Linked DNA regions of Homo sapiens: all the other regions are linked to region 1. A link is an interaction called in ENCODE POLR2A ChIA-PET data of the cell type or tissue named here. Cell type or tissue: Panc1. All regions are shown on one strand. Each heading gives the region's core, and the rest is flanking DNA. Links, peaks and the distances in the headings are about the cores only.

The links. ChIA-PET counts read pairs that join two places held together with the same protein. Peaks named below come from ENCODE experiments on the same cell type or tissue, not always from the same donor. Only the 100,000 strongest peaks of a DNase experiment are listed, where the experiment ranks them.
Region 2: POLR2A ChIA-PET joins it to region 1 with 8 read pairs; 1 of 35 experiments calls an interaction of 5 or more read pairs at or near these places.
Region 3: POLR2A ChIA-PET joins it to region 1 with 7 read pairs; 4 of 35 experiments call an interaction of 5 or more read pairs at or near these places.

What each region holds. Positions count from the first base shown.
Region 1 is chr3:149,212,897-149,218,080 of GRCh38, forward strand. All of the region lies in intron 1 of CP (ceruloplasmin), which reads right to left. Among named protein-coding and RNA genes, the nearest start is that of CP, 6.3 kb to the right of the region's middle. In Panc1, for the core only: no CTCF peak of the experiment used is centred there; no DNase peak of the experiment used is centred there; H3K27ac peaks cover 2,500 bases.
Region 2 is chr3:149,517,714-149,520,213 of GRCh38, forward strand. It overlaps WWTR1 (WW domain containing transcription regulator 1), which reads right to left. Exons shown (of 7, transcript NM_015472.6): 7 at 1-2,500. Among named protein-coding and RNA genes, the nearest start is that of TM4SF4, 44 kb to the left of the region's middle. In Panc1, for the core only: no CTCF peak of the experiment used is centred there; no DNase peak of the experiment used is centred there; H3K27ac peaks cover 2,029 bases.
Region 3 is chr3:149,145,572-149,148,071 of GRCh38, forward strand. The region is part of intron 5 of HPS3 (HPS3 biogenesis of lysosomal organelles complex 2 subunit 1); the gene reads left to right. Among named protein-coding and RNA genes, the nearest start is that of HPS3, 17 kb to the left of the region's middle. In Panc1, for the core only: no CTCF peak of the experiment used is centred there; no DNase peak of the experiment used is centred there.

The DNA.
Region 1 (5,184 bases), core at 2,685-5,184:
TATCAGGTATATGTCAGAGAACCATCTGCGAAGGCATCATAGAAATGTAGTGCATCTTACTGAAGTATTTTCTCCATGATTTTTATATTAAGACACAGGCATATTATGTAATGGAATAGAATACAAAATTAAGTTGAAATATTAAAATAAAGCAGTTAATTAAGACATTTTTTCACTTCTACCTCTCTTAGCTACTGGAAAAATTTGAGTTTATAATTAATCAATCTGGATATTTGAGACTTCAAAGTATGTGTGTGTATATTTATATATTTTTTTCCTTAAAGTAAGATTAATAAAGCTAAATTAATTCTTTTATATTTCTTTTAACAGCACTAAATCAAAGCTAGAGTTGTTGATGCATGCAATGTGTGTGGTTTTTAAATTACTTTTGAATTTAAATAATCCCTGTGTTTTTTAATCCCTCACTAGTACAGATACTTAACATTGAATGTTTGTATTCTAGTGAATGTCCATTAATAGTTGCTTAAAACTTTCTTTAAAATATCAGTGAGGTAAATAGCAATCTGGAAAAGAAAAGATGGAAAGAAAGTAAATTTGGTTTGAATTAATTTCTTGTGTTATCAACCTTAACTGAAGGCTTATATAGCCCAGTGGGATCTATTCATGGGCAACATCATGTTGCCATTTGGCAGGACCCACTTAGATTCTGGCCTTTGGCAAGCCCCTCCACAACCAAGGCTCTTCCATTTGAATAAAAACTGCTCATCATCATGGGTGTGTGTGTGTGTGTGTGTGTGTGTGTGTGTGTGTGTGTGTTGCCTTCTTTCATCTTATTGATCTTTGATACTTTACCAATTTCTACTCAACATTTGTGGGGCCGAGTAATCTGACTGAGGAATAAGTTTTGTCTTGTTTCCTCAGTTGTAAGCTCACTGGTAAAAGTGAGATATATTTTTCTTTCCCTTCTTTAAGACAAGAGCAGAGCTTGTGTGAGAGCTCTGGACTTTCACTGCTACAGAATTTAAAGATGTGGTTTTTCAAAAGTCTAAGGCCTGATGTTTCTTAAGTCTGAATATGCACAGGAATCTACTGATGAACTTAGTGAAATGCAAACTCCTGGGACACAACTCCATTGATTCTGATTCTGTGGGTCTGGGGCAGGGCCCAGGTATCTGCATTATTAACCAACACACTGGTGTGTTTTGATGAGATAGTCTGCTCTGGGGCCCTGGGTAACCTGTGTTGAAGAGGCTCTAAGGTTGAAGATTAAGAGAGCTGCCCAATCCCAGAAGCAGTGGGATTCCTGATACCATGAGACAGAAAGGTAGAAAACTCGGTTTCCAGGTCATACCTGGAAGTGGCAGGACCTCTGCGGTGGAGGCTATATAGATTAAGCCTGAGTGCTGGGGCCAGGTACCATGGCCACTTGGCAATGGTCCTGGTGGCTGAGTTTGGGCAGAGTGAGCAGGTGTTGAAAATAAGAGTCACCATTCTCTGGATTGATCAAGGAATTTCTATGATGAGCGTTTCCTCCTAGTCACTACCATATACCAATACACTGGGAATACCAATTTTCCTGAATTGTATAAACCCGAATTCCCAAAGAAGATAAAATTATTCACTAAAAAAATGACTGAGATGATGTTTCCCTGTCCATCCCCTGTCCTGGTGGGAGGGCTAAGCTAGAAGTTAGAAAAATAAAGTGTCATTATTTGCAGCCTGTGTGGAGCAGCAAAACTGTGAGTATACCCTCATTTTTTCTATTTGTTTTCACTTTCTAATTGTTTGTTGCCATTTCCCAATTTGTTAAAGCAAAATAGGAAAAGATTGGGAGAGACTTCATGGACACAGGTAGGCATGGGAAAAGGGCAAGACACTGGGGTGAACTCTGTCCCTAAACCCATAGCAAGGAATGCACAGAAAGAGTCTTAATAAATATATGTCTTAACAACAGCAAAATTGTTGCATCAAAGACTACTAAGTTTAAAAGCAGAGAGTCATTCAGTCCATATGACTGAGAGGAGGTCAATAAGAGTGCAATTTCAGTTAGGTACACAACTGCAGCTGCAAAGTCTACAGTACAAAGGTACAATTCCACTCTGGTCCCACCGGAACCCTGGACCAATCAATCTCACAGAGACTTGTCTAAGCCCCAGGGTAAATTTTCTTAAGAGTCTGAACACACTTTTATTTCTGAGAGATTGATTTGATAATATTTGGAGACTTTACTCCATGCTTTACCATGTCCTATTGGTACACATCTTACATAGGCCAAAGTTAAAAGTTAGCCCTCAAATTCTTAAGGCTTCATTTAAATAAAATGTTTCTTTATATTTTCTGAATGTAAATACACTTTGGCATACATCATGTCCTATTTTGATAAACTATAGCAGGCTTTGTCAAAATGATTTTATTGCATTGAAATGCTCCTGTATTAATCATTTCCTAAAATAGGAAGAGCATTGCCATAAACAAATACCTAAGACCAAGACCAAGACCTATATTGCCTAGGCTTTGTAACTAATTTTTCTAGGCAAAGTTTTTTGGGGGGGTTAAAATTGCTTTTAAAATTATTGATCTGAAGGTATAACATATCTAGGCGTTTTAACATCTGAAATTCCTTTTATACACATTGCAATATGCAAACTGCTTTTTGCATCTTGCCTTTTATTGTGAAAAAAACTGTCTTAACCAAACTGGAAAATATTTTACACTGTGTGACACTTTGGGAGAAGTCTATTTGTTTATGCTTTGTCTCCAAATAAACATTAAAAGGTCATTAGGGGCTCTCTATTTAATTTCGACAGCACAGCTTGAGGACAAAGGGCCAGTTACTGGAAGCTTGCAGGAAGTTTGCCAGTTAGATATTCAGCCACAAGAATCTATTATAGCTGTTCTTTCAACCAAATAATTCACATTTAATTGTAGTTCTTCCTGTTGACAACTGTAGTATGTTCCTTTCTACTCATTACTGTAGACATATCTCCCTTCAAGTAATCAATCACATTCTCTCTTTTTAGCCCCTTATTTAAAAAAAGAAAAGCCCGCTCCTATAATTTCTGGTAGTCTTAGACCCAGAAATGAGTTTTTAATAGTAGCATAACTATTTTTTAGTATTGCTTTGGTAAGATATTAATAATGCTATTCCCTCCCATAAATTTAGAATTCACTCAAGTGATCTTGGTTTATGCTTAGACGTGGTTCCCAAAACTTGGGTATTATAGGTGAAAAGTTTCTGGATTTTTGACTTCATTAATTGAGACATATATTTTTTATTGCTGCATAACAAATTATCACAAAGTAGGTTAAAACAACACCCATTTATAATCTCACTATTCTATGGGTCAGAGTCTGGCATGGTGTGGCTGGGTTCACTGCCTCAGGCATCACCAAGCTGAAATCAAGGGGCTGCTGAGCTGAGTACTTATCTGAGGCTCTGTGGAGAAATCTGCCTAGCTCATTTGGGTTATTGCCAGAATTCAGTTCAGTGGGGTCATAGAATTAAAATCCTTGTTTGCTTGCTGGCTATGGGCCGAGAGCCTCTCCCAGTTTCTTAAGGTCACCCGTATGCCCTCCTAGGTGGCCCCTTTCATCTTCAAGTCAGCTTCAGTGTGTGGACTCTTCAGATAATCTCACTGACTAAAACATAAATCATGAGAGTGATGTCTCATCCTGTTCACAGGTTCTGGAGATTTAGGATAGGATTTCTTCTGGGAGCCACTTTGGAAATGCTGCCTACCATAAACAAGAATCATAAGGAAAACAGTCAAAAATTAACTGCTGCAAGAATATGGCAGAGACTCAACCTAGGTATATATAACACAAATTCAAGTGATTTGCCGGTTCTAACCAGCCTTCCTCCACTGGCGCAGCATGAATGCAGTACCTAGTGAATTTTCTTTTGTCTGTGTTCTCAGGAGAAATAGGAACTTGATAATAAATGGAATTTGGTCAGTGTGAAATGTTAGTCACTTAATTAGCTCTTCCATACAAGCTGTCTTGTGTGAAGTGTTTGGAAGTGTACTGCACTAGCTATTGCTTGCTTTTTTTTTTTTTTTTTTGAGATGGAATCTTGCTCTGTCGCCCAGGCTATAATGTAACGGCGTGATCTCGGCTCACTGCAACCTCCACCTCCTGGGTTCAAGCAACTCTCCTGCCTTGGCCTCCTGAGTAGCTGGGACTACAGGCGCACGCCACCACACCTAGCTAATTTTTGTATTTTTAGTAGAGACGGGATTTCACCATGTTGGCCAGGCTGGTCTCAAACTCCTGACCTTGTGATCCACCTGCCTTGGCCTCCCAAAGTGCTGGGATTACAGGTGTGAGCCACCACGCCCAGCCCTATTGCTTGCTATTTTTTATTTGGCAACCTTGGAGAATGAGTCATTTAAAGTAAATTTTCCAGAAAATTTTAGCTAGTAATTGTACCTATTTAAGAATCATTTAAAAATTTAAAAATCATTTTTGAAGGGATGCTATATAACTTGGGAGGCCACTAGGCTGAGACAACATCAGCGCCTTGGGTTCCTACGTAAGCAAACCAAAACCCAATTCAATGTAGTAAACAGTAAAATGAAACTTCGAATCTGTAACTAGAGACTTTACCAATCAGAAGCCGCCAACTAACATCTAACTAGGGAGTCTCCACTTTAACCAGTCTAATATCTATTTCTTAGTCTGAGAATACGTTATAAAAGTTTCCTCCCTGCCCAGAGGAGCATTGACAGAACTGCTTGTGGTCTTAGGGCACCCAATTGCTGTGGCTGAATGCTTGAATAAACTTGTTAAACTTTCAATATGCCCAAGTTTATCTTTTAATAGGGGTAAAATGAATGTCATTAGTGCAAGCTTTTTCTTTAAAAATATTTTATTTGCTTCCCTGTTTTCCTAAACAGCGGATATAATGGAAAAAAAGTAACTTTTTTGATAACAATAGTGAAATGAACACTTATTGAATACTTATTATATCCTGATCACTCAAGATCATAATTATAGTAATTATGATTACCGTAAGGTGGAATGTTCTTTGTTGTCTAGTTTTTTGGTCAGGATTTGAGCTGTTATTTCTTCTTGGTCATTAGGCCTGCTTATAGTGACATCTTCACTGTACCATTTGTTTTGGAAACCTCTAATGGAATGAAAAACCCGGTAATAATGTTTGTAAGAACTGTATGTTAAGAAAGTTGCCAAGCCTGAGTGAGAGCCTATGAAGTCAAGTATAAA
Region 2 (2,500 bases), core at 1-2,500, 300 kb after region 1:
GCATTTCACATCCTAAATAATACGGTGAAACACTGTCTAAAAATTACTTAGATTTAACAGAATTGCAATTAGGTTTTGACAATGTATTTACTTCAAGACAATGTATTTTATCAGGAAAAAATATCTTGAAAGAAAGATCTCTGAAATTATTTTTCATTTGATACGCCTTTTCTGTGACAAAATTTTGGGGTGAAATGATGATGTTTACTGATTGATTTAGTACTAAAAAGACTAGTACTAAGAAGACTAAAGACAGTTATCTTATAATAAGAAATATAGTATAAATAGCACCTTATCAAGAATTCTGCAGGGGTTTTAACACTTACAATAATAGGAAATAGCCATTAAAAAGTTGCTCTAACTTTAGATTTCTAACTTTAGTGTTCTTTAACAAAGGCCATATTTTGTGGCCTTAAAAACAAAAAATTATATCTGGCTTTATCTATTAGTAAACACAAAGGGTCCATATTTTATTCTGAAAAAATATTTATTATATTCATTCATAAATGTTCTAACTAATTTAACTAAAAAAATCTTCTAGTATTTTCTGATGCCACAAGCTTACTAGAAAATTACTTCTAAAAATTGGTAATATAAATCATCAATGATTTACCTACTTTAAAAAAGAGGGGTATCTGTTTCTCTTACATTTAATAACCTGAAAATGAGTCTATAAAAATATTTTTTAAAAATACAGTAACACTGCTGAGTTTTGTTAGGTCCCTTGTTTTTTTAATTTTTTATTTATTTATTTATTTTTAGCAAGAATGTACAATTCTTTTTGCAATTTTTTGCTAACAAAAGACAAAAAGAAATAGTGCTCCCTTCAATTTAGTAGCAATAAAATCATCTATCTTCATCTCTCTCAGAGGGCTTAGGGAGAGTGAAAGGAATTAGAGGAACATAAACCATGGGTCCTTCAGGTAAAATAAGTCATTTCATAGTGATGGAGGCAACAGCAGGCTACGCTCTTGTCTGCCTGTACGCTCAGCATCAGCATGCCCTGCCCCTCCTCCTCCCACATAAGGTGCACCAAAGCCTTCTTTTCTTCTACAACAGAGTCTTCCGGTATAAAGGTGGCAACAGAAAATTGTTGCTTTGTCCTTTTGGGGCATCTCTTGCATCTCCTGCTTGTTTTGCTTTTGGGGTACTATAACTTGTCTCTTTCCATTTCACAACTAGTATCCTTTCCACGATATTCCATAACTTTGCTACTTCATCTCTGACCTTTTCACTTGCCTTCTTTCCAACATGATCCAATGTACTCTGTACATGTATATTCCGGTAGATCAAAAGGAATCTTATTTAAGATCCCCAACAAATAAGTCCCCCATGGAAATTGAAAGTATCCTCTCAGAGACTCAAATTATTAAAGTCTTTCAAAAAAGATTAAATTCATAGATTATAAATAATATTAGTTCAAAATATTAAACAGTTGAGGACTTCATTGGCAATGCAGGCAGACTGCATGCCAGTTGAACATGATGCTCTCTCAGTCCTTAAAAGCTAATTAAAAATGGTTTTGGTTACATAAGAGGTATTGAATACATATTTCATGCCTTTTTATACCAACTGTAGCAAACAGGATTAGGATAATATACTTAGGAATCAATTTTACTGAATTCAGAAACATTTATCTCCACCATACACCCTCAAAGGGCATTTTTTTTTACATGTCAGTCAGAGATCTGCTTCATCCTTCAGTTTCATAGATAGAATTATTTTAAACACTTGAAATCTAGGAAGCAAACCTGACAAGGCTTCAGAATTTAAAAAGCAACAGCTCACTGTGTGTGGTGTGCTATCAGGTTGAAATCTATGTTGTCCTGATGTTTTCAGAGTTATTTCAAAAGACAAAAATACAGTTGCCACTGATTTATCAAAAACATTTGGCTGCCTTTTGTCATCAGCTACAAAATTACAGTGCTTTATAAAATAAACATCAAGGCCGGGTGCGGTGGCTCACGCCAGTAATCCCAGCACTTTGGGAGGCCGAGATGGGTGGATCACCTGAGATCAGGAGTTTGAGAACAGCCTGACCATTATGGTGAAACCCCGTCTCTACTCAAAATACAAAAAATTAGCCGGACGTGGTGGCAGGTGCCTGTAATCCCAGCTACTCGGGAGGCTAAGGCAGGAGAATCGCTTGAACCCAGAAGGCAGAGGTTGCAGTGAGCCGAGATTGTGCCATTGCATTCCAGCCTGGACAACAAGAGCAAAACTCGATCTCAAAAACAAACAAACAACATCAAGAAAAAAAAAAACCATCAGATTCTAAGCTGCAATTTTTTAAATCCCCAGTTGTAATATTTCAAAAACTTTTGTTTGAATAAAATGCTCATAATTAGTACCAAACTGGTCTCTTTCACAAGATCTGTAGTGTAAGACCTGTGACTAATGCTGCTGCTGCTACTTTCCCGCTGGAGGGACTAAGTTGTCTAGATGCTCTGCAGTAAAATAACGAAAGATAAGCTACAATAGGACTGTGTGCCTTTATAAA
Region 3 (2,500 bases), core at 1-2,500, 70 kb before region 1:
CCTGTGAGTCACTTATTTGTAAATTTTTGAGGTACTTCCTAAATCTGTGAGAATTGTGTGAACTAGCATAGAGTACTATAAATGCATGAGTTACATGTCATTGTAAGTCTGTCTTTTGATGACCCATACCTGCCTTTTCAATGTCAAAGATTTAGACTCTGGTTTTGTCTTTGTTTGTTTCCCTAGACTGGATAGGGGTCCCTGTAAGGAAGTATAAGGTTCTTCATAAAGGAAGACTTTCATAGGGAGTTTTAATGAAAAGTCAATGCAGCCAGTCAGAGCGTCTCTTTAAGTTTCTTTTTAGATTTCCTAAATTTTTTTTCTCACTGCTACCATATTTTTCTAGTATAAATTGAGTTATTTATAATAGTTTAGAACTGTGAAGGGGCCAGAGAGATGATCTGATTCTCTCCTTGATTGGCACAGATAGGGAAGTTGTTACAGAGAGGTTAGAATTGGCCAAAGTCATGTGCTAATTGGTGGCAGATGTGTTGAGTTGCCTTCCCCTATTATGCTGGCATGTAAACTGGGTTCACAAGCAGTAGCTTGATTTCATTTCCTTTTAATCTCAGCAGCATATGATGGTTTTGGTTCTATTTCCTGTTTTTTGAGCTTAGATTATGTTCAGGGCACTTCCTTGTGCCCTCTGACCATGCAACTGTGAATAAGATACACCAACCACTTTCTAAAGCAACAATAGAAGAGAAGGTTAGAGAGACACACAAGAGTCACAGACACTAGGAGATTTGCGAAAAATGTCTTAAGACCTCATGAAAGTGCCATTGACATTGGGAGGAGGGAAGTTACTTCTGGCTAAGTTGTATGGGGAAGTTGTGGATAGCTGATTGTGTTTGAAGTGAAGCATGAAAGCTAGCTAGAATTTTGGTAGATGAAGATTGAAAGAGATGTGCATTATAGATTGAAGGAAGACTATAAACAAAAACTGTATCAAGTTTTTAGGAACATCCAAAAATTAATTGCACAGGACAGAGATCACCCCACCACTGAGTGGTAGTATCACAATCTCTAGCAGGTGCTGGAGATTCCAAACTGCATAGAACCAATCTGGAGATTCTGATATCCACTCTTAGTGGTTGCACTCCCTTCTCCACCTGATTTCTGGCTTAAGGAGAAATGCTGCTGATGGCAGTGTGTTTCTTAAGTGAACAATGTGGAGGTAGCTACTCTTTCCAGTGTCCAAAGTGTTGTGTAGTGATGTTCTTTAAATATGAAGAAGCTGAAAAGTAGACAGGTGGTGAAAACAGTGCTTGAAAAGAGAGCTCAAGGATTTGAAAATTAAACTAAGGACTTTTTTTTAAAGTTTTAACCAGAGAAAGTAATATGATCAGAACATTGTTTTAGGAAAATTAATGGTGGCTGTTGTGGAAGATGGATTGAACATAGATAAATAAGCTATTGGAATAGTTCAGGCAAGGATATTAAGGGGCGGTATTCAGGCATGGTAGTGTTAATGAAAGGAGAAGGGAGGATGCATGGGAGAGGCTTCAGTGGGAAAGTTAAAAGACTTGTCTGATGGGATAATGGGGATGTAGGAGGCATGAAAAATCCCACCAAGGTTTTGCCTGCTTTTATGAAACAATGGAGGCTGGTGAAATGTGGGGCAAAAGAGATGTTTGGTTTAGACATTTGAGTTTGAGATGCTTATAGATTATCAAGACATAATGCTAAGTAGGCTTTTGGACACATAGAACTGTAGATTAGGGTAAAGAGGAAAGCTTAGAAGTTTTACTACCGCCAAAAAAAAAGTTGATTATTAAAGTAGTGAGAGTATGTAGATAGTGAAAAGTTATTAAAGAATTAAACTCTGGTGAAGGTCTTGCTCAGCAAGCAAGAGGAGAAAGACAAAGATTTTTAAGGATGCAGAAGAATCTAGGAAACTATACCATCTCAGAAACAATGGAAAAAGGGAAAAGAAAGGAATATACTAATTTCTGTCCCATCATATAGATGTAAAAGACTATCCATCTTTTTCCCATCTGATTGCATATACTTGAAGTACACTGAGAATTTAGTGAGTGGACCCACTAAATCTGTTGCCCCATCTCTCTTATTTATAAGTTATGTACATATTTGGAGTGTAGAGCCCTGAAAGCATTATATTATGGGTTTGAATGGACTTGTAATGCGTGGGTTTTGACTGCCTCCAGACAGGACATTTTTGAGCTTTTCTTATTATCAGCACTAAAGGAGACTGACATCATTAACTTCACTGTGAAACCATTAGACATTAGAATAGCAGTTGTTTTATGTAAATTCAGATTCTTAATAAGAATCTCCACTCCTGTTTTTCAAATCAAATCGGAGTTTCTCTTTTGTTGCCCAGGCTGGAGTGCAATGGCGCGGTCTCAGCTCACTGCAACCTCTGCCTCCCGGGTTTAAGCAATTCTCCTGCCTCAACCTCCCAAGTCGCTGGGATTATAGGCACCTGCCGCCATGCCCGACTAATTTTTTTGTATTTTTAGTAGAGATGGGGTTTCAC